Regions from separate parts of the Mus musculus genome. Here region 1 is linked to region 2. The links are chromatin loops, found by intact Hi-C in ENCODE. Cell type or tissue: gastrocnemius. All regions are shown on one strand. Links, peaks and the distances in the headings refer to the core of each region. The heading gives the core; the rest is flanking DNA.

Evidence for each region. Peaks named below come from ENCODE experiments on the same cell type or tissue, not always from the same donor. Only the 100,000 strongest peaks of a DNase experiment are listed, where the experiment ranks them.
Region 1: a loop joins it to region 2, with 2.7 times the contacts of the local background. A loop is called at or near these places in 8 of 42 quality-filtered maps.

The regions. Positions count from the first base shown.
Region 1 is chr5:135,373,237-135,388,945 of GRCm38, forward strand. It overlaps Pom121 (nuclear pore membrane protein 121), which reads right to left. Exons shown (of 13, transcript NM_148932.2): 4 at 15,401-15,481; 5 at 13,588-13,759; 6 at 11,617-11,708; 7 at 10,857-10,930; 8 at 10,603-10,727; 9 at 10,391-10,493; 10 at 9,835-10,008; 11 at 7,684-9,300; 12 at 5,399-5,521; 13 at 2,904-4,938. The coding sequence ends at 4,841. Mir7033 (microRNA 7033) reads right to left here and starts at 10,574; the gene lies at 10,494-10,574. Nsun5 (NOL1/NOP2/Sun domain family, member 5) reads left to right here. Exons shown (of 10, transcript NM_145414.2): 5 at 718-856; 6 at 948-1,063; 7 at 1,691-1,869; 8 at 2,039-2,249; 9 at 2,319-2,462; 10 at 2,640-3,561. The coding sequence ends at 2,748. In gastrocnemius, for the core only: no CTCF peak of the experiment used is centred there; a DNase peak (open chromatin) is centred at 8,408.
Region 2 is chr5:135,755,487-135,771,195 of GRCm38, forward strand. It overlaps Styxl1 (serine/threonine/tyrosine interacting-like 1), which reads right to left. Exons shown (of 9, transcript NM_029659.4): 2 at 14,770-14,876; 3 at 13,368-13,429; 4 at 10,165-10,330; 5 at 3,643-3,788; 6 at 1,513-1,658; 7 at 1-18. The coding sequence starts at 14,872. Among named protein-coding and RNA genes, the nearest start is that of Gm30205, 9.5 kb to the right of the region's middle. In gastrocnemius, for the core only: a CTCF peak has its summit at 8,246 (motif pointing left); a DNase peak (open chromatin) is centred at 8,239.

The DNA of each region.
Region 1 (15,709 bases), core at 4,723-12,722, 380 kb before region 2:
TTAATTCTCATTAGTGTATGTTATGTGAGGCCATGCCTATGCCACGTGCCTGTGGTCAGCAAACAGACTTTCAGGAATGGGTCTTCTCTGCCCCTCTGCTGGTTCAAGGCATTGCCTCAGGTCCTCAGACTTGTGTAGTAAGTGCTTTTACCTGGTGAGCCACCCACTGACCCTTGCAGCTTCCACTCCTTTTCCTTAGAGGCAGGGGACAAGGTTATATACCTGTCATCCCAGCACTGGGAGCTGAGATAGGATTGAGTTCCAGATCCTGTGTCAATAAAACAAACCAGACCTAGAGCTAGAAATGCAGCCCAACAGCTAAAGGGCACACATTGCTCTTGCAGAGGACCTGAGTTCAGTTCCTGGCACCCGTGTTGTGTGGCTTGTAACTCCTCCTTCATGGTGCACTGATGCCTCTCGGTGTCTGCTCTCACTTGAACATACCTACACATAGATGCATAATTTAAAACAACAACAAATCTTTTTTAAAAATGAAAAGCAGGAGAGTTAAGGGCACAGACTGCTTTTCTGGAGGACCAGAGTTTGGTTCCTAGCAGCCACATGGTAGTCACAACTATCTGTAACTCCAGTCCTAGGGACTCCGACTCCCTCTTCTGGCCCTTTACAGGCACTGCATGCATAGTGGTGCACAAAGCACTTCAACACAGAAAATCAAAAGGTTAAAATCCAAACCTAACTGGTGGTTTTCCCCGCCAGCCTGGAAGACTTGCGAGCTCTCAAGGGGCAGCATTTTCTTTTGGATCCCTTGCTGCCTGAGCTTCTTGTATTTCCTGCACAGACAGATCTGCACGAGCATCCACTCTACCGTGCTGGCCATCTCATCCTGCAGGACAAGGTAGGGAGATGGGAGGAGAGAGAGGAAGTATGGGGAAGTGACTGCAGGGCTCTGTGTTCGCCCAGCTTCCTACCATCTTGTGTCCTGCTAGGCCAGCTGCCTCCCAGCCATGCTGCTGTCCCCCCCGCCAGGCTCCCATGTCATTGATGCCTGTGCTGCCCCTGGTAACAAGACCAGCTACATTGCAGCCCTTCTAAAGAACCAGGGGTGAGTGCTGGCTATGAGCTTTGAGGCTGAGGGAGGGTGGGGTCAAATCTTGCCTTTTGTAGGGGAAAGTCTCACTAAGTGCCTCTGGCAGCTCATAGCCTAGTCCCAAGCCAGGCTATTGGTTTGAGACAAAACTCCCTCAGCTTTTGGGGTTGTCTGTGGCAGTGACCCCTATGGATGACTTAAATAGGTTGTCCTAGCTTTTTGGGTTCATGTGATAGTGTATTGGGGATTGAATCCCCTAAGCATGCTCGGGAAGCACGCTCCCACTGAGCCACACACACAACCCCTCACTGGGGGTGGGGTGGGGGGGGGCTTCTAGGTAAGCCCTCTATTGCTGAGCCACGCCCCAGACCTGTGTCCTGGCTTAGCACACATTACAATTTGATGATATCTAACCGTGGGCCTCTGTGTTCCATAAATGTTCAGTTCAGGGGCTGGCAAAATGGCTCAGTGAGCCCTTGCTGCTCTACTAGCACCCATGTCAGGTGACTCACAACCTGTTCTATCTCCAGTTCCATGGCTTCCAACAGCGTTTTCTGGCCTCCACAGACGCCCGCACACATGTGGCAGACAGACACACAGAAGGGAATTCTCAGTTCACTCTGCCTCTGCTCTTCTCCCTAGGAAGATCTTTGCTTTCGACCAGGACGCTAAGCGGCTGGCAGCCATGGCGACGTTGGTGGCTCGGGCTGGGGTCTCTTGCTGCGAGTTAGCAGAGAAGGACTTCCTGACAGTCTCTCCCTCTGACCAGCGTTACAGCCAGGTCCAGTACATCTTGCTGGATCCTTCTTGTAGTGGCTCTGGTGAGAAGGGGACAGTGTGGCTCTGGTCGTAGGCCTGTAGCAGCTTGGATACTGGAGATGCCCAGTTAGTCTTGGTGTTGCTTTGGACTTGTAACTACAAATGCTCTCATCTTTAAAATGGGGGTTTGGGTGTGGAAATGGCTTCATAATTGCAGCTCTTTTTCCACAGGCATGCTGAGCCGGCAGCTGGAGGAACATGGGGAAGGCACACCTAGCAAGGAGCGCTTGCAGGCCTTGGCCGGGTTCCAGCAGCGGGCTCTGTGCCATGCACTTAGGTTCCCCTCTCTGCAGCGCCTAGTCTACTCCACGTGTTCCCTTTGCCAAGAAGAGAATGAAGACGTGGTCCAGGAGGCTCTACAGCACAACTCGGGGACATTCAGGTAGTGGTCCCCAGGTCTGAGGTCACAAGTTGCTTCTCACCAGGGTCTGAGTCTTCCCCTTCTCCACAGGTTGGCTCCTGTCCTACCCACATGGCCTCACCGAGGTCTGAGTACCTTTCCAGGGTCTGAACACTGCCTCCGGGCTTCCCCTGAGACCACGCTCACTGGTGGCTTCTTCATTGCTGTGTTTGAACGTGCAGAGGTGGTACCAACGTGAGTGAGGAGCTCAGGCTTTTGTTATTGTTTGAGGCAGTATCTGTGTAACCCTGGTTGACCTAGAACTTACTATCTAGGTAGACCAGGCTGGCCCCAACCTTTTTAGATCCGCCTCTGCCTCCTGAGCTAAGGTGTGTGCTAGCACATCTGCTAACCTCTGGCCTCTTCTTCCAGCCCAGCCCCACAGACCGATGCAATGGATCCAGAACCTCTCAGCCAAGTCCCAAAGAGAAAGAGAAGACGCAAAGCAGCAGTTGGTGCCAGCATGCAGCCAAGCACATAGGCACTGAGTGCCCCACAGCCAGCAGAACCATGCTTACTGTGGGAACCCTGCTCTTCTGGGAAGGGAAGATGATGTCCTGGCACTCTGTGTCCCTCACTGGGCCCAGTCCTACCAGTCACGAGTTCTTCGCTTCACAAATAAAGGGCAAACTCACATCTATGACAGATCACAGTTTTATTTTTAATGACATAAGCAAGAACAATCTCACATTCATACTAAAAATCTCAGCTACACTCACAGGAACTCAGTCTGTGGTGGGAAGCCCCAGCCTCCCTGTCCCTGTCCAGCGTGAGCACGGACAAATGTGCTCACACACCGAGGCTACTCCAGGATGCCTCCGCAGGGGCCCTGGATACAGGCCTGCTGTGGAGCTGAGGTAATTAGCTCAGACTGAATTGCAGGGAGGCCCCTTCCTTACCTGAGGCACAGGTAGAGGCTTCGTGTTCAGACCCCCACCCATCCCCATCCTCACAGGCATTTGGGACCTGAGGTCAAGCTCTTCTCCAGCTCCACACAACCCAGCCTAACCCCTGCCATAAAACATTCAATCCCAGTCACAAAGGGAAGGGGACCAGGGACAGCTACATCACACTGTTTATAAAAGAAGAATCACACTTATACGACATGTCTAGAAGGAGCTCTGCCCCCTTAGGGGAGCTGCTGGGGACAGCTGTGAGCCCCTCCTTCACACAGGCATAACTATACAGCTAATTCTACTATTCAATAGCATTTATACTTAACCACCTCAGTGAACCAAGCTTGAAGGAATTTTAAAGGCAATTTAGCTTAAATACAAAAATAAATTTTATTTTGTTAAAAAATGTTTAAATATTTTTTTCTTTTAATTTAGACACACGCATTCATACTTCTCCCAAAGAGGATGGACATGGCAGCCAGGCTCTGGGGCTGAAGGGTATGGTATGGTTTTGGAAAGAAAGACAGGCTAGGTAGGAACCTTTTGAGAATACAACTAAGGACTATATTAAGTGTAGTTCATTAATGTAGAACTCCAAACACAGGCAGAAGCTGCCCTGGCCTGGGTGGGTTACGTGGGGAGGATCAACAGAGGGAAGTCTTTGCTCCCAACAGGCTCCATCCCCTGGGCTGCCAGCCCTTAAGTCAAAACACTATTGAGAATTCAGGAGTCAGCACTGTGGCTGTCACGCGGTGCCACTTTCAGCATTCAATTAGCTAGGCCCAGGAGGGCCCAGGTGACATTAAGTCCGGCATTACCAACATGCCGCCACACATACAATTCAATTCTTCCTCCAAACTCGATTCAAGGAGCAACACACATTAACATCAGACCAACATAGTACAAGGCTTGGAAAATACAATCCCGAAGAGGCAAACTGGCCCGGGGGGTAGTGGGCAGGTGAAGAGGCAGCGAGAAGCAGTGGTGGGCGGTCTGGTCTACCTGCCCCAGGTCTTCCTGGAGCAAACGTCTCCCTCCCCTGGCTCTGCCAGGCTAACAGTCTTGAGCCACCAACCCTTTCGAGGCTATATCAGCAGAGGGCTGGAGATAAACAGACTGGGCAGAAGAGGCGGAACCGTGCCCACTGGGGTCTCCAAGGCAAAGCAAGATTCACTGCCATTTAAAAGGAATGAATCTCACAGAGGACCGGTGAAGGACAAAGCAGCAAGAAATAGGGAGAGACCCTGAAGGAATCAGAGGAAGAGAACCACTTCTTATGGCCAAACCAAGCAGGCAAAGCTTAGGGACATTCCGTTTCCCCCAACCCCACCTCATGTGTATTAGGGATCCAAGTAGGTGCCAGCAGAGATGGTGCCAAGGAAAGGGGGAGGCTGCCTAGGTTACACACTAAACAAGCGCTGGGGCAGCAAGAGGACAATATGTACAGATGTTTTTTCAGTTCTCCAGCCTAACCAGTGTGACTGTTCAAGTAAAGTACTGGGCTTCTGCCCCTCCGTGGGGCACTGGCTTCCTCTGGAACAGAAATGACCAGGCTGCCACTTCCACCCTGGCGACAGGCTGGGTTTGCTATGGAATTTGAAGGGTCAGAGGCTCTTCCTAGCAGGTGCTGAGGTCCAGATTCAGGCAAGGGATGGGGGAGTGGAGACAAGAGGCAGGCTACTTCTTGCGGGTGTGCTGCCTTCGGGCCTGAAGTCGCTGTCGAGCCCCTGGGGTCTTGGATCCCGCACCAATGGAAAACGAAGGAGCTGCTGATCCTGGAAAGAATTAACAAGACCTTATCAGGGCAGCTGCTACCACAGAAAATGTGCTGGTGCCTTCATCTGGGGAGTCAGTCAATAGCAAAACCTAAGTGTTCCATTAGGGCTTCTGAAACCATTGGGAGCCCTCACAGCTCTTGGCTGGAGAGATGGCTCAGTTAACAGCACTGACTGCTTCTTCCAGAGGAGCGAAGTTCAATTCTCAGCACCAGCATAGATAGCAGCTCACAACTCCCCTGTTCTAGGGCATCTGACACCTTCACATAGATGAACATGCGGGAAAACACCAATACACATAGAAATAAACAACACCGGCACTTGGCTTGAGTTTCCTGAGAAGATTTAACTTTTGCTGTCCAACTTCCCTGGACCCTGAGGAACAGCAACCTGCTATATTCCTAATCACTCCTCACTCAAGGGACAAGGACACCATGTTGGCAGCAGACTGGTGGCTTACCAAAAGGTCCAACTCCAACAAAGCCTTGGGCAGGTGTTGAAGAGGCCCCAAATGAGAGGCTGCTCCCTGTGGTGCCTACGCCGGGGGCAGGGGCACTCTGCCCGAAAGTAGGTGTAGATGTGCCTAAAAGGGAGACAGAAAAAAGTTAGAAACTAGACCATTATCAGGCCTATCCCCAGCACCCAGAGCTGATGAAGCCAGCCTCTGCCACCTCTCCATTATGCAACTGCAGTGAGATGGGGGAGAGGGTGAGGCGTGCTGTCAGGTTAATCCCTCCCTGGTTCCCTGCCCCTTCTTTCTCATTCATCTGTAGGGTCCCCCTCCTTCCCAGGATGCTCTGCTCTGTATAATGTCTCAGGGCTGTCTGTCTCTGATGCTGCTTCCAGACCACTTCTCTCCCCTCCTACCTCAAACACTCAATTCCATTGTTATGCTGTTTTTGAGACTGGGTCTTCTGCTTAGCCCAGGTTGGCCTTCAACTCTCCAACCTCCTGCCCAAACCTAAGTGCTGGGATGGCAGGCATGCCATACCACACCCAGGCCAATTCCCGAGGTTTGGGTCCCAGACTCTTATTAACAGTTCTGGTCCTTTGGAGGGTCATCTATCAGTCAATCACCTCCCCCACCTAGGATCCTGAATCATCACCCTCCCCATCACCATTCTTAAGTGACTTCACAAGACTCAGGACCTTTTAGTGCTAATCACACACACACAGAGCCTGAGTATTATCTGGTGTGTTTGTGTGTGTGTTTGCACCAGAGTAGTACTCATCTATGGGAGAGTACAGAAGCCAGAGGTTGACACTGGGTGTCTCTGGAGCTCTCCCTGAGCTGGAGCTGCCTATTTTGGGTCTCCTGCCCATGCGCTCTGCCTACCTCCACACCCAGCATTGAGATTACAGGTTGCCACTGCCTCATCAAGCTTCTTAGCACAGGAGACTGAATCAGATCCCCACCCTTCAAGCATCAGGCACTGGCTACTGAGCTGTCTCCCCAGCCCCATCCACCTACTTATTCCAGACGCTGCAAGCCTTCCACTGTCTCTCATTACATCCCCTTTCTCATGTTCCCAGCAACTCCCTCAACAGATCTGCATCCTGCCCTTGGCCATCTTCTCCAATTCACAAGAGATTCTCTCCTATTTACCAAAGAAGTCAGCGGCTCTTAGGGCCAAAATTTACCCTGCACGCAGCAGATGAGACCCTTAAGCTTAAAATTCTATTGTGACTTCCCTGGACATTTAAAATCCAGACAATGAACCTAGCTATGACCAACCTTGTACTCTGCCAGCAGCATTGCAATCTCCAGCCAATCGTGCCTTATTCTCTGCTCATGAACCTACCTTCTGCTTCTGCCTCTATGCCCTGACAGTACCCTTCCCTGCAGCCTGCGGTGGGTATACGTCTATCACTGTAGCATTTGGGAAGATGAAGTATGAAGATCTTGAATTTGAGGGCAGCCTGGGCTACACTAGAAAACAGTATCAAACACACACATAGACAACACAAACAAGGAGCGAGTGAGCTGGCTCTGCGTGAAGACGACAAGCACTCGCAGCACAAGCCTGGCCACCTGAGGTATAGCCTCAGAATTAAGAAGTAAGGGGAAAGCAGAAAACCAACTCCATAAAGTTATATCCAGATCCCTATCTGTAAACCATGGTAACATGCATGTACACATAGACACGCATGGTGGACACACACACACTATAAATTACAACAGCTGAGAAGATGGCCTGGTGAGTTAAAAGTCCTTCCTGTGCAGCATGAGCAACCATATGAAATAAAGCTAAGGATGACCGTATACACCAAACATCTTTTCCTTTCATTAATAAACCTAGATTCAATTTCTAGCACCCACACAGCAGCTCACAGGTCCCAGGGATCTAACACCCTCTTCTAGCTGCTGTGGGCACCAGCACACATGTGGTATACAGACATACGCACAGCCAAAAGACACATACACATAATATCTATCTTTTAAAGTTTTTTTTTTTAAAGTATGTGTGTGCATACAAAATGCAGTGCCCATGGAGGCAGATGAAGGCATCAGACACTTGAAGCCGCAGCTATAGGCAGTGACAGCCACCTGATGTGTGTGCTAGGACTAAATTTGGGTTCCCTTTAAGATCAGGAAGTCTTACCCGCTGAGCCATCTCTCCAACCCTCCAGGAACCTTTCCTGACTACACAGGATTCCTCCCATGCTAGTTTGGATTGCCAGTTGGCTTTTAACATTGCAGGCAGACTATTGTGCACTCACCCTTAACAGGCTTGCCAAACTTACCTCCAAACACAGGCTTGCTTTCAGGTGTACTGCCCACACTGAAGGCAAAGGGTGAGCCCTGGCTGGGTGCGCCCAGGGTGTTCTGACTCAGACTTCCAAAGGAGGTGGTGGTGCCCGGGGTCCCACTCTGTCCAGATCCAAAGCTGAAAGTTCCAGAGGTGGAGCTGGTGCCTGGGGTAGCACTAAGGCCAAAGCCTCCACTGCCAGCAGGAGCTGCTGAGCCACCGAATGTGAATGGGGATGGAGCAGAGCTGCCAAACAGAGAGCTGCTGCTCCCACTGTTGGTGGTCTGTGTGGTGGTAGCAGCGGTGGCAGCAGCACCAAAGCCAGATGTGGTAGCTGACCCAAAGGAGAACACAGACGTGGTGCTACCAAAAGCTGGCTGAGTGCTGGCAGGGGCGCCGAAGGTGGAGGCTGCGGCTTTCAACCCTCCGAAAGCTGGCTGTGCAGCACTGCCAAAGGTGGCTGGTGCTGGGGCTGCCGATGGGGCTGAGGCCACAGAGTTGCCGAAAGTGAACGAGCTGCCAAAACTTGGGGCAAGTGCTGGCTTGGTGGCCCCATCGGTGGCTCCAAATGTGGGCTGTGAGTTGGCTCCAGGGTAGGTTGGGAGCGCAGGCTTGGCACTGGAGCTAAAGGGAATGTTGAAGGTGGGGGTGACAGTGTTGCTGAAGGTCAGCGTGGGCTGACTGGTGGTGGCAGGGGCCGAGGTGGAGGTGGTGAGGGTGCTGCCAAAACCACTGAAGCCACTATTGCTGGCAGCAGTCTGGGTAGAGCTGGCAAGGGGCTGGCTAAAGGAGGTGCCTGCTGCAGATGCTGCTGGGGCAAGAGGCTTGCCAAACTGGAAGATGGAGGCCAGAGCTGGGGCAGAGCTAGAAGTAGTAACAGGGGGGGCTCCCCCGAACAGAACTGACTGGGAAGTGGAAGTCATGGTACTGCTGGCAGTACTCGCTGCAGTGGTCACTCCAAAGCCAAAGACAGGCTTTGAGGCAGAAGCTGCGGTGCCAGAGGCCACCGTGGAAGTGGCAGTGCCCAGGCCAGTAAAGAGAGGAGCTGATGTGGCTGTAGTGGTGGCTGTAGCAGTTGTCTGCTTCAGGGAGAAGGGAGTTGACAGGGGCATGGCTGTGAATGGCTCCATCTTGTCAAAAATGGGCTTGAACGTGGGTGTGGTGCTGGCTGCTGTGGGAGGGGCGGTGCTGGATGAAGCTGTAGTGGCGGCTGAGGAGCTACTTGGTAAGGGGCTATCACTCTCACTTTTAGGTGTGGCTGGAAAAATGGGCTTAAACATGGGAGAAGCACAAGCCGGAGCTGGAGTGGCAAGGGAGGAAGAGCTGGCAGGTGGACTCAGCATCCCAAACAGCATGCTGGGCTTTGGGGTCGGGGAGGAGGCTGTGGAGGCTGGGGTGCTGACAGACTGCTCAGCCTGAGAGACTCCAGAGGACTTGCTGTCAGTGAGTGGGGTTATAGACGAAGCAGAAGCCAGCCCCAGGAAGGTGGCTGCAGGTTTGGAGTCTGAGGAGGTGCTGGCTAGGGGCCCTGCCAGTGGTGAGACAAGAGGGGCCAAGAGGCTGGGTGTCTTCGGAGGTGAAGGGGCTGCAACTGTTGCTGCCTCAGCAGGTTCTGAGAAGAAAAGGAAGTGAGGTGAGTCTTGAGGGTGTCTGAGGGCGGCACTCAGCACGCCTGCCCCCTCCAGCAGCCACCACACCAGGACTCCCAGATTCCAGGAAAGGCGGAAGGGAAGAGTAGGGAGCCTGACTGGAGCTGCACATGTGGCCATGAAGGAGAACGCTACTCCTGCAACTGTCTGCACTGCCTTACACACACAGGTGCCTGCTCATCTCAAAGAGCCACCATGTTCACCACCCTAGCAAAACGGTGCCTGCCTGGCCCCGAGCTGCATCAGCACGCCTGCACTCCAGTGTGAGAAGTCAGCTACACAGTGTGTGCATGTGCAGTAGCACGAAGGCACTAGCTGGCAAGGTTCACCAGCCTTACCCAACACCTTCAATTTATCAATGACACAGATTCGGGGCAGCTGCCTTTGAATCACAGTATTACAGCTGTCCCTGTGTATTTCCAGACCAGGGCAGTCTGAAGCCTCTCACTGCCATCATGTCAAAAGCCTGTAACCCTAGGGCACACTGCTCTGCTTACCCGAGGATGATGGGGCTGGAGACTCCTGCATCTTCTTCAAGCTCTCCAACAGTGGGTTAGAGCTGGGAGCCGGGAGGGAGGCTGGCGAGGCAGCAGGCCCCACAGCGGGCAGGGTGAATGTGAAGGGAGGGCTGGTGGAAGGGGGGCCATCAGTGGCTGAGGCGGAAGCATCATCTGGAGGAGAGACAAGCCTCTTACATGGGAGCTCCTTCCTTCCTAACCTCACTGCTGGCTCCCGGCCTGCGCTCCAGCACTCGGGACACAGTAACATTATTGTCACAAACAACAAAACTTCCATGTCCCATGGGAAAAGTATTAGTGACAGTTCCTGTTAATAAGAGCCCTGGTGGAATCAGGGGGGACAAACATCTAAGAGCTGGTTGTAATGGTGCACATTTGCAACCCTGCACTTTGGAGGCTGAAGCAGGAGGAGGATTATGACCCTGAAGACAGCCTTGGATAATGAATGGAAAAATCAAGTATTCTACAACTGCTCTTCCAAGGAAAGCTAAAAGGAATACAGAGACACTGCGGAGCACACTGCGCCCAGCCTGACCTGGCTTGTCCTCCAAGACCTTGTTAAACCATTGCAGTGAGGCTTTCCTCTCCATGTCCAGGTCTTCAGCAGTGATGGAATAGCCAAGCTCTGGGGGTGGAGGCTGCCCAAGAGAATGGAGGCAGGTTAGGCCAAGCCCAAGATGCTGGAGACGACCCTGCCCCTCAGACTCCTGGAGACTAAAAGAGCCGAGAAGGATAGACAAGACATACCAAGGTGAGCTGGTCCCCTCGCCGGGAGGGCAGCAGCTGGATCTTGCGTTTGCGTTGCCCGGAGCTGCCAGGTGTGGGTGGGGAAGTCCATGAGCTCTGCTGCTTCCCAGTGGTTGTATCTGTAACTACAGACAGAAACACAGGCTTGCTGACCTCCCTACTCAAGGACAAGACGATCTTCCCTGCCCCACCCAGAGTAACACGGTGAACTTCACTGGAGATGCTCCTCTCGGGCCCATGGCTTCTCTACCTACCCTTTTCTCCTGGGGACTCCTTGTCTGTCACCAAGGGAGGTGAAGAACTGGACTGCTGACATGGCTCCTCCTCTCTGTGGGGATTGTGAAAGCTAGATGTTATTTGGGAAGGCCTGGAGACGGCACAGCACCTCACACACACACTTGCACACTCCCATGGCTCTAGTGTCAGCATATCACCATGTGGCAGTTCTTGTAGAAACGAAGGCAGGCAGTTGTTATAGGCCATGAGCAACCAGCCTTTAATCAAATATAGACCAGGGATCTGCAAAGCTTCCCTCAGAGCCTGCCAAGTCCAGGCCCCAGACTGCATCTTCAGGCTCTAACAGCAGATTAGTGCTAGGAGCGAGGAGTGAAGCTGGTGAGAAAGCAGGCCCGTGACAGGCAGACAGATAGGGAAAATAAAAAAGACTGGGTGGCAGGTGAGGCCAGACACAGACAGACCTGATCCCCGAGGGAGCCGAGCTCCAGTGAAGGGTGAGCTGGGGCCAGGGACTCAGGCTCCCTGCTGACCCGGTCCACTCTGCACTCCACTCCCAGTGGCCTCTGCACCACTCCCACTGGAGTATGAGACAGAGAAGGGACCCCAACCATCAGTTGCTCACACTGTAGGACAAGGACACAACTCTAGCAGGCACTTTGCTGCTCTTGTATGGTTTGACTCTGATTTGCTGAGTCAGATAAAGCAGCCCAACAGCTAATCCTTGTTAAACCCGCTGCCCCTGTCCACACAAAGTGACCAGAAGGGACCGGTCATCACCTTGTCTTCTTGGCTGGCCTCTCTGGTGTCTGGGAGCGGGAGGAAGCTGGACTGGAGAAGGGAGAAGATGTGGGACCACTCCTCTTCCACAGCTGCAAGTCAAGCAGAGAGACAATCTGAAACTACTACTGACAATATGGCTATGTAGGCAGATATTCTGACCTGGCCAGGCAGGAAGGCACACACCTTTAATCCCAGCACTAAGGAGGCAGAGGTGGATAGATTTCTGTGAGTTCAAGGCCAGCCTGCTCTACATAGTGAGCTCCAGAACAGCCAGGGTTACTGAGAGACTGTCTCAAAAAACTAAAAGAAAAAAAAAAATCAAGAAACACAGCAAAACTAAACCTTTCTGAGAGACTGGAGAGATGGCTCAGTGGTTAAGAAACACTTGCTGCTCTTGAAGAAGACCCATGTTTGGTTCCCAGCATCCACACCAGACTGCTCACAAATACTGTAACCCTGTTCCTAGGATGATGGATGCTTTCTGGCCTCACACAGGCTCAAATAAATAAAAATATCTTTCTTTTCTTTTTTTAAGACCATATCTTACTGCATAGCCCTGGCTGCAATTTACTATGTAGGCCAGGCTGGTCTTGTTAGAGTATTCCACCACATACTGCAAAATAATAAATCTTAAAAAAAGAAATAAAAGGACTGGAGAGATGGCTCAGCAGTTAAGAGCACTGGCTGCTCTTCCAGAGGTCCTGAGTTCAATTCCCAGCAACCACATGGTGGCTCACAACCATCTATAATGGGATCAGATGCCCTTTTCTGGGGTGTCTGACAGCTGCAGTGTACTCATATACATAAAAATAATAAATATCTTAAAAAAGAAATAAAGAGGTAATTCTTGTATTCATTACATATTCTAACAAAAATCATCTATAGTAAAAAGTACAGCCTCTATTTTTACAGATTCTGATATTCCATGAATATGAGTATTAGATACAAACTGGGCATGGTGGTGCAAGCTGAACACCTAGTGCTTGGAGGCTGAGGCAGGAGGATCACTACTAGTTAAAACCCAGCCTGAGCTGCATGCACAATAGCCAGGGATACATGAGACCTTGTCTCAAAAGGCAAAAGCAAACACCAAGGGCGACTGATCTACCTGCAGGAGCCTGTGCACCTCCTAGTGTCAATACCAATACTGGAGCCCAAGTGTGCCTGACAGTGGAGCTGCCTGGCTTCCCCACCTATGGGCTCTAACGAACTCTAAACAAGAATGACATCTACTTCATGAATCAAAGCTTACACTAAATCCTACTTGCCTATAAATCTCCTTTATACACCATTGCATACACTAGCAAGCGTTTGCTGAAAGGACCCTGATATAGCTGTCTCTTGTGAGTCTAGGCCGGGGCCTAGCAAACACATAAGTGGATGCTCACAGTCAGCTATTGGATGGATCACAGGGCCCCCAATGGAGGAGCTAGAGAAAGTACCCAAGGAGCTAAAGAGATCTGCAACCCTGCAGGTGCAACAACATTATGAACTAACCAGTACCCCGGAGCTCTTGTCTCTAGCTACATATATATCAAAAGATGGCCTAGTTGGTCATTACTGGAAAGAGAGGCCCATTGGACACGCAAACTTTATATGCCCCAGTACAGAGGAACGCCAGGGCCAAAAAGTGGGATTGGGTGGGTAGGGGAGGGGGGGGGGAATGGGGGACTTTTGGGCTAGCATTGGAAATGTAATTGAGGAAAATACGTAATAAAAAAAAAAAAAGAAAGTTTAAAATAAAGAAATAAATCTCCTTTACATTCCAAAGGGAACAAAACCTTTCTAAATCAGTACCATTTACTGCACTGGTCCATCTGCAGGTTGCTCCATCTGGACCAGGTTTGCTTTCTGTTCAGTCCCACTGATCTCGTTAATTTGCTTTGTATTCCAGTTAGCCTAGAGACAGGTTCAGTGCAAAGCAACAGAGGGTGAGCTGCATCCTCTGCTCCCGGCCCTGAGACATACCTGTGAGATGCCACGGGTGGAGCTGTAGGAGCTGGTGATGGCATTGCGGCTAGAACTGGGGATGCCTCCTGTGCACGCACTAGCCAGGGAGCTCACAGAGGAGGTGCGAGACCGTTTGTTCAAGTGGTCATCTGAGCTCTGGGAAGCCAGACTTCTCTTCAGGGAGCCAGGCCTAAGAGAAAGGAAGAAGTGTACATGCGCTACTGCAGGCGTATTCTGCTATTTCCACCATGGTGCCTCACCTTTCTGAATAAACCTGAAAGACCACCACAATGTTCCTCAAGGCCACTGTCAGCAGATGACATGGCTGCCTATGTCTGACAAAGTGACTGGGTAAAAGCACAGCACGGGAAACACAACAGGAAGGGTTACACCTTGACTGTGGTGTCATGGGGACAAAAACGTAATGTCTGTCAATGATCCCTCAATAAAGCTGCTAAGAGAAAAATCATTAAGCCTCTAACTGAAAGAGAAATCTCCCATAATCCTTTCTGTCAATGTGTGTTACCTAGCCCTACTACAGTATGGTCCTCTTACCATTTCCCAGGCAAGTGCATCAACCACAAACCAGTTCGCTGACAACTGCAGCAGAGGCAGCCAATGTTCCCCTCCTTCCACTAGCACACCATCATCTTGGCTCGCTCCCAGATGCCTGTGCCTCCTCTAGGCTGGAGCCTCCAAAGCCAGCCCCTGTCAGGCTTTCCTACCTCAGCAGTCCACACTGTGTATGCATGTCTCCCACGGTGCAACACAGTGAGCTGAGTGCAAGGCTTGACAGAGCCTTTTTACCACACTGGAACTTATGCACCTTCTATGCAAACTTCCTCTCATACACTCCATATCAACACTTCCTGCCCTGCAGAAGCCTGTGGTCCATTTGTGAAGGGTCAACTGCACCATGTTAGTGAAGCAGAGTGAGACAGAGCAAGCACGAGACACTGGCTGACTGCTTTAGTTAGTGGTTTACTTAAAGCACTGCTTACGGCCCATATCTAAGCATCACTTCACTTACTACTTGGAACAGAATACCTGGAAAATTACCAGTTTGTTGCTCTTAACAACCTGACCACAAGAGCTTACACCTGTCATCTATAATACACCTTTAAAACAAGCTGACTGCTCATACGCATCTGTAAAATCGCACTTGCTTATTCGTCCCACCTCATAGTTTAGATGAATAGAAGATGAGAATATGAACGGGCCCAGGACCAATCAAGATCTTTTTAGGAGCTATCCTGGCTTCAGTCAACTAATGAATCTCTCTTCTCTCACAGCTATCAGAGAACTTACTCCAAAAAGATTACCGCAACACTAGCACAATATATAAACAGTCATTGTATATACACAACATTAGCACAACATATATTTATCTAAAATGTCATTAAACATGGAAAAACCTGGAAAGAAACTGGAAAGGAAATATCTAGTCATGGCAATTAGTTAGAATGTTCCTCCAGATGTGAAGTGGACAGTGCAGACAGTAGAGAGAGGTGACAGGGCAGCCACTGTCAGAAACACTTTTCCCAACCAGCAGTATCCCGTCACCGAGGATCTCACTAAGCAGTAGCATCCCATCACTGAGGACCACTAAGCTGCAGCATCCCATCACTGAGGATCACTAAGCTGCAGCATCCCATCACTGAGGACCACTAAGCTGCAGCATCCCGTCACCGAGGATCTCACTAAGCTGCAGCATCCCATCACTGAGGACCTCTAAGCTGCAGCATCCCATCACTGAGGATCACTAAGCTGCAGCATCCCATCACTGAGGATCACTAAGCTGCAGCATCCCATCACTGAGGCTCTCACTTACTTAGGCACAAATGCAGCAGGGACTCCGTTGGCCACAAGGGGCTCGAATGCTGAATGTCCGCTCCCACCGCTATCATGGCGCCTGTGATAAATTTAAAAAATCCTTCATGAAACAGCGTGCCCGTACTCCCAGCCCCCTTTATTCTCTGGACCTTACACAGTGGAATGAGAGAACTGACCCTCCCTCACAAGCTGTGCTCTGACCACCATGGCCATGAGCGAACCAACTCACAACAAACAGGTAAGAAAACTGAAAGCATTTCTTCATACTCCTGGGGCCTAGTATACATTTCATGCTAAATAAGAAAAG
Region 2 (15,709 bases), core at 4,315-12,314:
TCTGCATTGCCTATAAAACTGAAGGAATGCAGCACAGTGGTGAGTATCTGTTTCTTCTTTACTGGAGCATTCCTTCCAGGAGGGAGGCTTCTTAAGGCTCAGGAAGTAAAAGGAACTTCCAAAGCTCAGGAATGAGCAACTTGTAAGTCCCAGAAACTTCCTGAAACTTACAAGATTTACAAGGCCCTTCCCCAAGCTATACAGGTAGTAACAACTACAGGTGAGAGGAGACTCTGGCCTGAGGAGCTGTCTGTGAGTCATGTAGGAAGCTCCAGGGTCCCAGCTATCAGGAATCCTGACTCAGCTGCTTGTGAGTCATCCATGTCCCTCTAAGTTACCTCCCTACACACGTGCACCTGTCAAGTAACCGCAGGAAGCTCATTGGTTCTCTATGTTGGACTTTTGTGGTAGTGTCCTTTCTTTTAGTCTGTCACCAGTGTCCTATCCGGGGTGAGTAGATGTTTTTCCACATCTCCCCAGAAAAGTCACACAACACATGGTGGATCAGCCAGCCCTACTGTAGTGTAGTGTAGTGTAGTGTAGTATAGTGTAGTGTAGTGTAGTGTAGTGTAGTGTAGTGTAGTGTGTAATGCCCACAGCCCACAGCACAGAGCCCAGAAGGGAATGATTAGGGGTTGATATCAGGAGGACAGGAACTAGCAGAATAGTCCTGGGGGCTGGGAAAATGGCTCAGCTGATAGAGTGACAAGCACCAGGATCTGACTTTGATTCCCAGCCCCTACAAAAAAAGGCAGGGAGCCTACAGTTGGAACTCCAGCACTAGGCAGGTAGATCTCTGGCCTCACTGGCCAGCCAGCCTAGCCTGTTTGGTGAATTCTAGGCCAGTGAGAGATCCTGTCTTTTAAATAAATGTGGCTAGCTCCTGCAGAATGACACTGGAGATAGTCATCTGGCCTGCACAGATAGTTGCATACATGCATGTGCACGCAGAGAACGTCTGACATAAGACATCAGCCTAGAACTTGCCAGTGAGGGGCTGGTGGTGTGGTTGGAGCACTCTGCTAGAACCCTCTAATGAAGGAATGTGGCATGGCTCACCAGAAGGGCACTTGGCCAGTGAGGGAGAGACCTGGGTTTAATCTCTAGTACTATGGTGGCAAAACCAGCCACAAGCCGCAGCAGTCAGAAACATGTAAACAAGCGACTTCTAACCTAGAACAGAAGCCTGTGCAAAACTCCTGCTGCACAGCATAAGGACCTGGCCCACAAGACCTAGCACACACACACACACACACACACACACACACAAGCTGGGTTAATGGGGGCACACATCTGGAAACTTAGGGCTGGAGCCACAGAGACAAATCTCCAAACTTTCTGGTTAGGCAGATTAGCCAATCCATGAGCACCAGGTGCAGTGAGAGACCCTTTCTTAAAAAAATCAAGTGAAGAATGACAGAGGAAAATGGTCAATATTAACATATGGCCTCCATCTGCACAGATATCTGCATGTGTGTGTGACACACACACAATAGTATCACCTTCACTTACTAGGGTGTTGTCTCCATGGAAATATTGACATGTGCTTTAATTTTCAAGTCCTTGTGCATCTTAGCATTGCAGGCTTGACTGATTTTGCCCAGGTAGACTCTGCCTGGAAGTATCTCAACTGGGTATGGCTGGAAGGCATCCAGTTCCTGGGATGGGGAAGAAAGAAGGCCGGTGTGGGTGTACACTCACCAAAGATAATTGGGAGGCCTATCTCTGGGGGTGTGGCTCTGCAGGTAAGCTCAGGAGAGCAATCCCAAGAAGGTGAGGCAGACATTCACACGTGAATGAATGCCTCACACGAGAAGCCAGAGGCCTGGGTGTAAACAGGACTGACCCACAGCACCAGTACCTAAACGGCTGTCCACAATGACAGCCCCTTCCCTCATGGCTCCTGTCTGTACCTGGCCATACATGCAAAGGTTAGAATTGACAATCTGTGACCCAAAACTTGTCCACTTGAGGTTAGCGCTTGCTGCCAAGGAACCTGAGTTCAATCCCTGGGCCCCACATGTTGGAAGAAGAGAATGCGCGTGCGCACGCACACATGCACACACACACACACACACACGCACTCACATGTGTGTGCCACAAAATAAATCAATGTTATCAGAAAAAAGAAATCTAGCAACATCCTAGGTACAAAATACTGAAAGGGATGAGGTTTATTTGGCTCTCAGTCTTAGAGGCTTTAATCCATCACAGTAGGGAAGGTGTGGTCGGGCCCTGCCCATGCAGTGATGAAAGGTGCATGCCTCAGAGCAGGAAGCAGGGTTAGCACACTAGAACCAGGGATGAGTATAACGTTTAAGACCTACCCCTAGGGCCTTCTTCCACCAGCCAGGCCCCACCTCGTAAAGGCTCTGCAGCCATCTGAGGAGGGACTCTGGCTGGAGAGCAAGTGTTCAAAGCATACACATGTGGGGGAACATTTCAGATCAAACTGTACACTGTCTGACTTAGCATACTGCCTCACACAGAAACCATACCTCCTCTAGGTTCCTATGTTTGGCCTCCCCATATTGTGTGTAGTGGTTTGTATATGCGAGGCCCAGGGAGTAACACTACTAGAAGGTGTGGCCTTGTTGGAGTAGGTGTGTCACTGTGGGTGTGGGCTTTAAGACCCTCATCCTAGCTGCCTGGAAGCCAATATTCTGTTAGCAGTCTTCAGATGAAGATGTAGAACTCTCAGCTCCTCCTGTGCCATGACTGCCTGGGCATTGCCATGCTCTCGCCTTGATGATAATGACTGAACCTCTAAACCTGTAAGCCACCCCAAATTAAATGTTGTCCTTGTAAGAGTTGCCTTGGTCACGGTGTCTGTTCACAGCAGTAAAACCCTAAATAAGACAATGTGTGTCTTAGAGTTTGTCTTCCTGCACAAAACATCACAACCAAGAAGCAAGTTAGGGAGGAAAGGGTTTGTTCAGCTTACACTTCCACACTGCTGTTCATCACCAAAAGAAGTCAGGACAGGAACTCACACAGGGTAGGAACTTAGAGGCAGGAGCTGATGCAGCTGCCATGGAGGGGTGCTGCTTGCTGGCTTGCTTCCCCTGGCTTGCTCAGCTTGCTTTCTTTTTTTTTTTTTTTTTAAAGATTTATTTATTACATGTAAGTACACTGTAGCTGTCTTCAGACACTCCAGAGAGGGCGTCAGATCTCGTTACAGGTGGTTGTGAGCCACCATGTGGTTGCTGGGATTTGAACTCTGGACCTTCGGAAGAGCAGTCGGGTGTTCTTAGCCTCTGAGCCATCTCACCAACCCCCTCAGCTTGCTTTCTTATAGAACCCAGGACCACCAGTCCAGGGATGGCACCACCCACAATGGGCCCTCCCCTTTTGATCACTAATTGAGAAAATGCCTTACAGCTGGATCTAATGGAGGCATTTCCTCAAGGGAGGCTCCTTTCTCTGTTGTAACTCCAGCCTGTGTCAAGTTGACACTAAATCAGCCAGTACAATGTGTTAGCTCGGAATCTGTCAGCATGGGCTGAACCCCACCAGTTGCCCCAGGCTTATGTCTCCACTCTCACTTCCCATGTCCTCTCTCCCCATCTCCTCTGTCTTTGCCTCCCTTTACCCGTCTCCAGCCTCACTTCCTAGAAGCTTATGAGTACTCTCCTGCCTCACCTGGGGCATCCAGATGATCTTCTGAGTCCGGAAGAAGTGGTACATGCCAGAGAAGCATTCATAGCCCCCTCTGAGGACATAGACAGGTTGGCGGGTAAAGTGAATGAGGATTTGTCCAAATTCCACAGCAGGTCCAGGTAGGAGTTCTACAGGCAGACACCAAAGAGGTGCAAAATGTACTTAGCATTTGCCTAGTGTGACAATGGATGGCCACTTCCACTGAAAGCAATTACTCAGAAACCCAAGCTAAGGGGCACATAAAATTAGGGGGAAAAACTGACTCAAGGATAGAATAAGTGAAGCCTTGTTTTTAAAGTCTTAAAAAATATTTATGGTTGTTTTGCCTGCATGTTTGTCTGTGTATCACATGTGTGAAGTGACTGCAGTGGCCAGAAGGCAATGTATCACCCAGAGCTGGAGCTATAGACAATTGTAAGCGACTATTCGGGCACTGGGAATCAAACCCAGGTCCTCTCAGTCACTGAGCCATATCTCTAGCATCAAATTTTTATTATTTTTAATTATGTGTATGTGTGAGTTTGTGCACAGGGTACAGATGCCCATAGAAGCCAGCACAGGGCACCCAGTACAGTAAGATCCCCAGAGCTAGATTCTGGAACCTGAACTTGGGTCCTTTATAAGAGCAAAATGTGTGCTTGGCTGCCATCCATCTCTCCGGCCCCACATCAAATCCTGTATGGCTGAGTATCATTCCACTCTGTGGAGGGACTGCATTCAGTCTCACCCGCTCACTGGCTTGTTGAGACATCTGTGTTGAACGAAGCACAAGCTTTGTGTGCTGTGTTCTCACTCTCCTGGAGTATGCACCTCAACACGGAACAATCCCCATGGCTTTCTTTACACTAGACCATTTGATGCTCTTCTTACAGTTGGGTGTCGTTTGGGTTAGGGTTTGGTTTGGTTTGGTTTGGTTTGGATTGTCTGTTTGGTTTTGGTTTTTTTGAGACAGAGTTTCTCTCAGTAGCCCTGGCTGTCCTGGAATTTCCTCTGTAGACCAGGCTGGCCTTGATATCAAAAGTTTGCCTATGTCTGCCTTCCAAGTGCTCAGATTAAATGTGTGTGCCACTAATGTCTGGCTTTGGGTTAGTTTTTAATTTTTGAAATATTTCATTATTAATTGTGTCTGTGTGTGTGTGTGTGTATACAGGCATACACATGTGCCATGGTGTATGAGTAGAGATTACAGGCCAACTCATTTTCAGCTCATTCTCTCCTGTCCCCTTTCGGGTTCCAGGGATGGTGTGGGTCTGTTCCTAGGTGCTTTCTACCATCTTACTGACTCTGATTTTGTTTTGTGTTCTGAGTCAGAGTCTCACTCTGTAGCAGGGTCCTGCCCGGGACTTATGTAGGCAAGACTGCCCTTGAAATTGTAGTAATCCTGCAGGCTCAGTCTCCAATACTGGAGCACAGTCGGGGGCCTCCGTGCCAGGTCCTTTCCCACTGTGTTCCGTGGTATACAAAGGCCCAGTGCCCCACTCTTGTCAACACTCGCTATGTAACACTTGTCATGTTTTAAATTGTGCCCACCCTGGTGGGTCTCAAGTGACACCTCCTTAGAATTTAGTTTTATTTCTGAGACGAGAGCTACGAAGCCCAGTCTGGCCTAGAGTTCACTATTCTCCTGGTTTGCCTTCCAGGATTGTGCCTGGATGCGTGTGTGTGTGTGTGTGTGTGTGTGTGTGTGTGTGTGTGTGTGCGTGTGTGTGTGTGTGTGTGTGTGTGTGTGTGTGCTGCAGGAGCCTGTTTTCTTCTTCCATCACGTGGGTCCCAGAGATCATCTCACTGGACCTCTTTTTATGGTTTGTTATAAATTTAAACTCAACCCTTTCATAATTATGCTATATAATATGAATAATATTCATTACCCACTTGTCTAAACCAAAATCACCTAGGACACTGGGGGACACATCTCTGAGTGCAAATGTGAGAATGTTTCCAGGGAGAATTAACTGAGGAGGGAAAAAAAATCTATCCTCAATGTGGGGCACCGTTCCATGGCCTGGGGCTGGGACAGAATAAAAAGAGGAAATGGAGGGCCAGTGACTGCAGACCAAACCCTCTGAAACCGTGAGCCAAAGTCACTCTGCTCTCAGAAGCTGCCGGTCAGGTCTTCTGTCACAGAGGCATGGAAGTAACTAATACAGACCTCATGCCGCTTCAATAGAAAATCTCTATAACCCTGCATCCACTAAGACACCCTGACCAGGAACATTGGTTGCAGACCCTCCAGAGTCTGCCAGCAGGAGAAGGGCTCTGGAGTTTCTGGGGCTGGGGAGACGCTCAGACAGCAGAGAGTCAGGGAAGCCCGAGGACCTGAGTTCTGTTCCCGAACCCACATAAGAACACTGGGCTTTGTGGTGTACGCTGTATCTCATCAATGAAGACAGACAGATCCCTGGGGCTCCACAGCAGGCTAGCCCAGCTGAACTGGGGAACTATACATAAGGAGAGAGTCTCAAAAAGATAAGGTAGGGCTAGGAAGTCAGTTCACCTGTCACCAAGTCAGATGACCAGGCCTTCATCTCAGGACCTCTGTACAAACTCTGGAACACACCCACCCTCGAGAAACCAAAACCGTTTAGAAGGAGACCAGCACCTGAGGATCAACATCTAAGGCTCTCCCATGTGTGTACCCACTCATGTGCACCCACACATACACACAAAGTAAAATCACCTAGGGAAAAAAATTAATTAGTTTGATTAAATAAACGAACTTTTTCTCCTGAAGACAAGGACACTTCCAGAAGGAACTTCTCAGGACATAACTGGCAGGGAGCTATCCAGAGGATGAACCTGTGTCTGTAAACCATGATGGGAGAAAACTTGCAGGCATAAGGTGGAATTCATCCCCCTTCCCCATCAGAGTCCAGACAGTAGGTTATGGGGCACCAGCCGTGTCTCTCTTGAGCAAGAGACTATTGGGCCAGAGGCCACGGGGGAGTCGGAATGGCAGTCCCAGGCCACACCTTTAGCCTAGATATCTGCCTCTCCACTGCTAGAGACTTACAGTCAACAGCTGTAGGGTGGCATTAGAGACAGTTAGGGACTCCCACAGAGCCTGGTCACCCTGTCAAGCAGCTTCAGGAGCTACCACACTTACTGTGTCAGAAAAGGCTGTTTGTCAAAACCAGTAGCTGGGCATGTTGGTGAACATCTGCAATGCCAACACTCATGAGACTGAGGCAGGGGGGTGACAGAGTTGGGTTTCCCCGTCCTCAGCCTTACCAATGGTGGGCCTGCAGATGTGTCCTACCACACCTGGCTGAAAGTCAGCATTTTATCACACCTGGCTTCTCAACAGCATCTGCTTTGGTTTGGTTTGGTTTGATTTTTTGAAAGAAGAGTCCCACTACATAGCCCTGGCTGGCCTACATACTACTCCCTACGTAGATCAGGCTATCCTTGAACTCATAGAGATCTGTCTAATTATGTTTCTTCAGTGCTGGGATTAGAGGTGTATGCCATCAGGCACAATCTCCACCCCACCCCCAAAAATCACCATTTTACTTGAGGAAAGTCGCCTCCAGTGGAAGTGTTACATTTGGCTGTCATCGCTTTCTGAGTGGGATACTCCACAGCACAATGCCACCTCTTATAGAGCAAAAGTGGTTTTCTAAATCATATTTACTTACTTACTGACTGACTGACTTGTGTATGGGGACATGCATCTGCCATAGCATATATATGGAAGTCAGAGGACAACTAGTGGGTCTCAGGGATGAGACTCAGGTTGTCAGGCTTGGGAGCAGGCACCTTTATTGCTGAGCCATCTAAGTGGGCCCTGGTCTTAGAGCGCTAGGGTCCAGTTGGTAGTCCTGTGAACAGGCTGGGCAGGCAGTACACACCAGCAGTTCCAGCACTGGGCAGGTAGAGGCAAGAGGCTCAGAAATACAAGCTACAGTGATGCTGAGGCCAGCCTGGGCTACATGAGACCCTGTCTCAAAGAAGACGGTTCCAGAGAGATGGCTCAGAGCGTAAAGACACTTGCTGCCAAACCTGATCACCTGAGTTTGATCCCTAGGACCTACATGGCAGAATCCACATGTATTGTGGCATGTACATTACCATACATACATACATACAACATAATTTTTAAAAGTTGTAATTGTGTGTGTGTGTCTGGGCTGGGGGATGTGCACATGTGCCCTCACCCCAGAGGGGTCTGATGCCTTGCAGCTGTATTAAGGAGAGCTGTGAGGCAGGCACACTACATAAATGCTGGGACTCCAACTAAGGTCCACTGAAGACCAAAGCCATCTCTCCAGTCCAAAATATACAAACATGTGAACAAACAAAAAGGGCTAAGGATGTAGCTCAGTTGGTAGAGAGCCGGCCCAGCGTGGCTTTGGGTGCATGACATGGTAGCGTGCGCTTGTGATACCAGCACTCACAAGGTGGAGAGAGGGCTGAAGTCCAAGGTCATCCTCAGCGATGCAGTGAGTTTGAGGCTAGCGGGCTTCATGAGACTCTGATTTAGAACTAGCAAATACAAACTGTAGCCCAAAGGAAAAGAAATTTCCAAGCCAAAGACCACTTGGAAGGCTAGACGGCGGGTGTTGTTAAAGGTGGGGCGTTAGCGCCACCCAGTGGCACAAAGTGTCAATGTTCACCCTCATCCTGTCAGCATGGGTCATCATCCCCAAACTATGGGCTGAAAGACAATAAGCCAGCTTCAAAACGTTCATTGAATGTCTTGTAACTGGCTACATATGTTTTTAGGGAATCTTCTGGTTTTTACTTCTTTATTCATTTATGTGTGTGCATGCATGTGTATGTGTTTTACCACACACATGTGGGTATCAAAGGACAACTCAGAGGAGTAAATTCTCTCCTTCCACCATGTGGGTCGTGGGGATGAAACTCAGGTTGTTAAACTTGGTGGCAAGTGCATTTGCCTGCTGAGCCATCCTACTGCCCCTGCCCCCACCCCCTTGACCTTGGGCCTTGTGCATGTGTGCATGAGAGGCAAGTGTTCTATCACTGAGCTATAGCCCTGGACAAAGTTTATTTATTTGCTTACTGAGATAAAGTTTCACTGTGTGTCCCTGACTGTCTTGGAACTTGCTCTGTAGACCAGGCTGACCTCAAACTCACAGAGATACCCCTGCCTTTGCTTCCTGAGTGTTGAGGTTAATGGTGTGCTATCTATCTATCTATCTATCTATCTATCTATCTATCTATCTATCTACCTACCTACCTACCTACCTACCTATCTACCTACCTACCTATTTTTATGACTATTTATTTATTTTTTGAGACAGGGTTTCACAGACCTTGAACTTGCTGTGCATAGCTGGTAGCAGCTTTGAGCACCTGCTCCTTCTGCCTCCACATTCCAAGTGTGTCCCATCACACCCTGTTTAGGTGGTATTGGAGTGGACCGAGGGCTTCTTTTTTGTTTGTTTGTTTTGTTTTGTTTTGTTTTGTTTTGTTTTGTTTTGTTTTGTTTTGTTTTTCGAGACAGGGTTTCTCTGTATAGCCCTGGCTGTCCTGGAACTCACTCTGTAGACCAGGCTGGCCTTGAACTCAGAAATCCACCTGCCTCTGCCTCCCGAGTGCTGGGATTAAAGGCGTGTGCCACCACGCCCGGCTTGGACCTAGGGCTTCTTGCATGCCAGGGGAATACTCCACCGACTAAGCTACAGTCCCAGCCCAGGGTTTTGTTTGTTTTCATTTGAAACATGGTCTCACTCTGCAGCTATCCTCAAACTCAGGGTAATCCTCCCAGCAGACACTGTGATTACAATTTCTAGAGAGAAACATTTGGGTTTCCTGGAGGAGTGGCCTCTGAATTCTGAACCCATTTTGTTATTTAGGGCCACTGAGTTTGGGATCACATGTTGTGTGCAGCCATAGAGTGTTCACTGCTAGGCATGTGAGTGATTTCACCTTCTCCTCCCCCTATCTTTCATACGTGTGTGTGTGTGTGTGTGTGTGTGTGTGCATGTTTCTGCATGTGTAGATGTGCACGTGTTGCAAGAGATGGCTTAGTTAGTAAGCTGAGGACCTGAGTTCCACCCCCAGAGTCTGTGTAAAAGCCAGGCACAGTGGCACACTTTTGCAATGCTGGCACCAGGAAGGCAGGGACAGGTGGCTTCCTGGGACTCACTGGCCTGTCAGTCTAGCCTTCTTGACAATCTCCAAGCCAGTAGAGACAGTCCTAAAAAACAAGGCCCTTGAGGACTGACACCCGAGGCTGACCTCTGGTCTCCACAGGCCTGAGCACACACACAGACACACATACAAAGAAGCAAGCTAGAGAAATCACCCTGCTCTCCTTTGTTTCCTCAGGTGATGTGATCACAGCCACACAAAAACAAGAAATACGTACTGTCCACTATTATTTGTGTGGTTGTAAAAACCTACTGGGAAGGCTCAGTTGGCAGAGTGCACTCAGGAAGCAGAGGGAGGTTTTCCAGACAGCTGGGGCTAAGGGTGTGCACCCTCACAACTCAGCTTGAGAGACCCTTTTTCAAACACCACCAAAAGGACAAAAATTACCAGTGTCCTCCTCCTTGTCCTCTCTTTCTACCTCCTCCTCCTCTTCCTCCTCCTCCAGCTGCCGCCGTATGCACAGCTCCAGGGAACTGGTGTTGCTGTCGTACACGATGCAGTATCTCACACACTCCAGGTCTACGGACTCCGGGATGAGGTACTGATGATCTCGCTGAGGAAACCACAAACACGGGCTGCTGCGGAGCTCACCTGGCTACTGTCCCTGCACAACACCCAGATGAGCCTGAGGTTGGTTGGGGGTCCTGTCCTCCTTCCCCTCATGACTCATGAGCTGGGAACCCCATTAATGGATGGGAGTGGCTCTAGAATCCTGGAGGGTCCCCCCTATGTACCACGAAGAAGGACAAAAGCAGGTCACTAAGCTGGAGATGGCCTGGCTGGAGAATGGCTGGTCCATGACCAGACTCACAGCCCGCCAGAGTTGCTGTGGCTGGATGAATGGGTCCCGAAGCAGAAGCCCCAAGTGAGCGAATGCCACCAGAACTGTGAGATGGATTGAATGCAGGCTACGGGACAGCAGGACTGCCATGACAGAGCACCTGACAAGAGCAGCTTGTGGAAGGAAGGAAGGAAGGAAGGAAGGAAGGAAGGAAGGAAGGAAGGAAGGAAGGAAGGAAGGAAAGAAGGAAGGAAGGGTGGGTTCATCTGGCTCACAGTTTAAGGGTACAATCAGGTGTGGTGACAGATTGTGAGGTGGCAGCAGAAAGATGAATGCTGGCACTCAGCTGGCTTTCTTCTGGGGGACAGGTAGAGGGGTCGAGACAGGGTTTCTCTGTGTAGCCCTGGCTGTCCTGAAACTCCCGCTGTAGACCAGGCTGGCCTGGACCTCACAGAGACCCTCCTGCCTTGCGTCCCGAGTGCTGGGATAGAAAGTGTGTGCCAGCACCACTGACCTCATCAGCTCATTTTGATTCAGTCTGGCTCCAGCCCAGGGGATGGTGCTGACCACACTCAGGATGAGTGTCCCACCTTATTTAACCCACTCGAGAAACCCTGCCAAGATATGGCTGCAGTTTTGTCTCCAAGATGATACTAGATTCTACCATGTAGCCACTGTTAATCATTAGACTAATATACCTTGTGAGCTTCTAGAACAATCTCTGGCATGTGACAGACCTTAAATGTATGTTTCATACACATGGATGAAGGGCGAGCATTCTACCATGAGGTAGAGTTGCATTGGTGAGTGGCAGAGTCATGAGGGGCTGGGTCACCATAATGTAGGTCCCAAGAGTGAAAATAAAAGATATTGTGCTTTCAGTGTGAAATGTCTTCCACAGGCACAAGTGTCCCCAGATGATGACACTATTTTGGGCAATTATGGAACTTTTAGCAGGTAAAGGTAAAGCAGAGGGAAGTGCCAGACAAAGTGGGTCACAGGGGATAAGCCTTGAGGGTTTTCAGTCCAGCCTCATTTCTGGTTCATTCTTTGCTTCCTGACTATGGACAAAATGTAACCTGGTGGCTCACGTGCCTGCTGTCATGCCTTCCCCACTAGGACAGGACTATATCCCTGAGACTGTAAGGTAAAATATCCTTCTCCCTTCCTCCCTTTCCGCTGCAGTTGCTTTTGCTGATGTAATGAATAAGAAAGGTAACTAATAAAGATGGTGAGCTCACCTAGGGAGGGGGTGAGGTCACCTGGGGAGGGGTGAGGTCACCTAGGGAGGGGGTGAGGTCACCTGGGGAGGGATGAGGTCACCTGGGAGGAGGTGAGGTCACCTGGGGAGGGGGTGAGGTCACCTGGGGAGGGGATGTAGTCTAGACGCATATATGTACTAGACACATACAGGAACCTAACAGATGTTGTAGAACGCAAGGATTCCTGACTAGATGACAACACAGAATGCAGCCTTCACTTGCTCTTAGTGTCCCTTATGAGCCCCCATCCCTAAGGGAATCTGAGCCCAACATTGCCTGTTACAACCTGGCCTATCTGATGCAGAAGTCCCAAGAGAGGACATTCAGGGGGCTATGACAACAGAATTTTGTCAAGGCAGGAAGTTAAGGGCCACAGAGGTCTAGACTTACAAGGATCTCTGGAACACAAACGGGAAAAACTCTATTTGTCTAAAAGCTCAAGAGAATATTCAGGAGGATGCCTGCGGCAGGGTGTTGGTCCTGGCTGAGGCAGGAGGATCGTGAGACTCAAGACAGCCGAGACTACATAGCAAGACTCTGGCTAAGAATAAATAAGAATAAGGGTCAGTGAGATGGCTCGGCAGGTGAAGGTACTTATAAGCCTGAGAACCTGAGTTCAGTTCCTGGGACCCACATGTAGAGGTTATCTTCTGATCTCCACCAGTGTGACAGGGTCTGGCCATGCCCAGATATATACCACCCTCACCTCCACACAGAGAGAAATGAGAGAGGAGGATAATACAGCGAGCTGGAGAGACCACTCAGCAGCTAGCACTTGCTACACTTGAAGGGAAGTGCAGCTCCCAGCACCTACTCTGGGCAGCTCACATCTTCCTGTAGCTCTAGCTGTGGGGACTCGATGGACCCAGTGTGCTCTTCTGGACCTTGCAGGCACCTACACGCATGTGCACACAAGCACAGACACATATGATTTAAAAATCATAATAATGCAGTAAAAACTTTAAGAAACATAAAGTAGAAAGAATAATGTAATTAAAAAATCTAAGAATCCTAAGGTTATCCTAAAAGAAGATAACTACCATCCTTTGGTTTATGTGTGCAGGTGGGTGAGCATGCGCACACATGCTCATGAATGATCAAATAATACACACATACACACACACACACACACACACACACACACACACGGCAAACAAAGGTTGGTACATGTTCTGGGCAGAGGGAAGGCCTCTCTCTGGTCACCAGTATTTACCAACAACCTGTACTGACCACCTACCAGACAGCAGAGACTAGACAAAGTAGACACAGCACCAAGCTCACAGGCATCCCGGAGGACGCAGAGAGCAGATGCACGGGGGCTGTATGGACCTTCTTTCCCAGATCAGACACCAACGACTGTAGGACACGTTGCCCTTAATAACAGCAGTAACAGGGAGTAAGTATCCACCAGGATGAGCTCTGGGGATGTGGGAGGGACTCAGGGGCCAAGTCATTCCCACCACCCTGTCCCTCACAGTCGACGGCACTCTCTGGATCCAAGACAAAACGTTCCTTCCCTCTGCTTCCCGTCCTCCTCAGCCTGATACCTTCTTCACTCTGAGGGCAGTGATCACATGGCTCTCGTCATACTGTCGTTTTGATCGGACATCTGGGGAACAAAAGGGTTGAACTCAGAACTGGACACGTGAAGGGACATGAGAACACTGGTGGGCAGGTGAGTAACTGTTCACTCAAAACACAGCTGTGGGGGCTGGAGAGATGGCTCAGTGGTTAAGAGCACTGGCTGCTCTTCCAGAGGTCCTGAGTTCAAATCCCAGCAACCACATGGTGGCTCACAACCATCTGTAATGGGATCCAATGCCCTCTTCTGGTGTGTCTGAAGACAGTGACAGTGTGCTCACATATATAAAAAGAAAACTTAAAAACAACAACAACAAAAACCCCACAGCTGTGATCTCAGCATCTAGCGACTGAAGGAAGGACTGACAGGAGGTGTGAGGATTGTGAGCAAGGGCTACATAGTAAGATTCTTATCTTTAAATAAATAATCACTGTATTTCAGGGGTGGGGGCTGGTTACATGCCACACAAGTGGAGGTTAGAGTCAGTTCTCTTTCCACCATGTGGTCTCCAGGGACTAGACTCAGCCTTGACAGCAAACACCTTTACCCACAAAGCCATCTTTGTGGGGTGTTCAAGATAGGGCTGTTTCTCTGTATAGCCCTGGCTGTCCTAGAACATGTTCTATAAACTAAGCTGGCCTTGAACTTCAGAGATCCATCTGTCTCTGCCTCCCAAGTGCTGGGATTAAAGGTATAACACCACCAGCAGCTAGCTGACTTCTTCATTTCTTTGAGATGGAGTCTCACCATGTAACCCAGGTAGGCTGGAACTGTTGAGTGCACTGCGTTGGGCCCACGGGCCTGAGCCACCATGCTGTGCAGACCTGTCCTTGATCTGGTCTTGAGCTAACTTTCAGGTGCTGTACCGTCAGCTGCAGCACCCTGTGCCTTTGCATGTGTGTGTGGTGTATGTATCTAAGCAGAAAGAGTGTGGAGGTGCGTGTACAAGCATGTGCACACGCTGTGTGCCTTCCTCAGTCACTCTCTACCTTATTTTCTGAAGCTAGGTCTCACAGAACCCAAGCTCACCTTTTCGGAGTTTAGTTAGCTGTCTGCCCAGTGTATCCCATTCCCCTGTCCCGAGTTCTGGGACTTTTATATGGGTGCTGGGGACCAAACGCTGGTGTTCACCATTGTACAAGTACCATATTCACTGAGCCTAATCTCCCAGCCTTTCTACAGGCAGCCTTTTGAACCAACCATTCATTTCCCCCTCCTGAAACTCTGCTAACCTTCAAAAAGAAGTTTGCAGGCCACTGTTCTCAACATACCTGTTGGTTAGTACTGTGCTGATGTTTGTGTGTGTGGTGTTTGTGTTGTTGTATATATTGGTGTGTTGGGTTGGTGTGTTGTTGTTTTCTACTTACCCAGTAAACAGAGGTAGTTGGGCTCAGCCAATCTGGACAGCTTGGAGACCTGATTCAAGATGTTATAGAGTTCTGTTGGCTCGCAGAAAAGCAGGTCAGCCATCCTACTGGGAAGATTCAACAATGTACACATTTAACAGACGTCTTTCTATTTAGATGAATGCCAGAAAATGAGACTGAATTAAACACTTCAAACACTGGACATCGGGCTGGGGCTATAGTTCGATTGACAGAGTGCTTGCCTAGCATTTGTGAATCACAACATATGAATATGCAAATTAACACGAATATGTAACTGTATCACAACATACAAAGCCATATACTACCAAGGAAACTGTAAATGGTTACTATTTCATTTCTTCTCTCTACTTGTGTGTGTGCATCTGTGTGTGCGTATGCAAGCCCTGGGACTTGAGCCTAGGGTGCATGCTAGGCAAATACCCTGCCCCTGAGCTACCAACTCAACAGCTCTTTTTTTAAATTATTATTAGCAAACAATGAGCACCTGTTCAGCTAAGCCTTAGAAATAACCACAGAAGGCAAGGCAACCTCATCAAGGTTTCTGCCCAGCAGGAAATGCAGCTATGCAGCTATACAATGACATAACTAGGAAGTGCACCATAAGTGACTGCTAGGGCTGGGCAAGGTTGTTTAGTGCAAGAAAGCATGCTGTGCATGCCTGATGACTTCAGTTTGATCCCATGGTAGGAGAGAATGGACTCCTAAAAGTTGTGCTGTGGTAGCCATGTACATACCATTACACACACACACACGCACGCACGCACGCACACATGCGCACACACACACTTAAATCTTTCATTTTCTAGGTGCTTTGCCTGCCTGTTTGTATTTGTACTTACTATGTGTATGCTGTGCTCATGGAACCCTGAAAAGGCTGTCAGCTCCCCTGGAACTGGAGCTATGGACAGTTGTGAGCCAT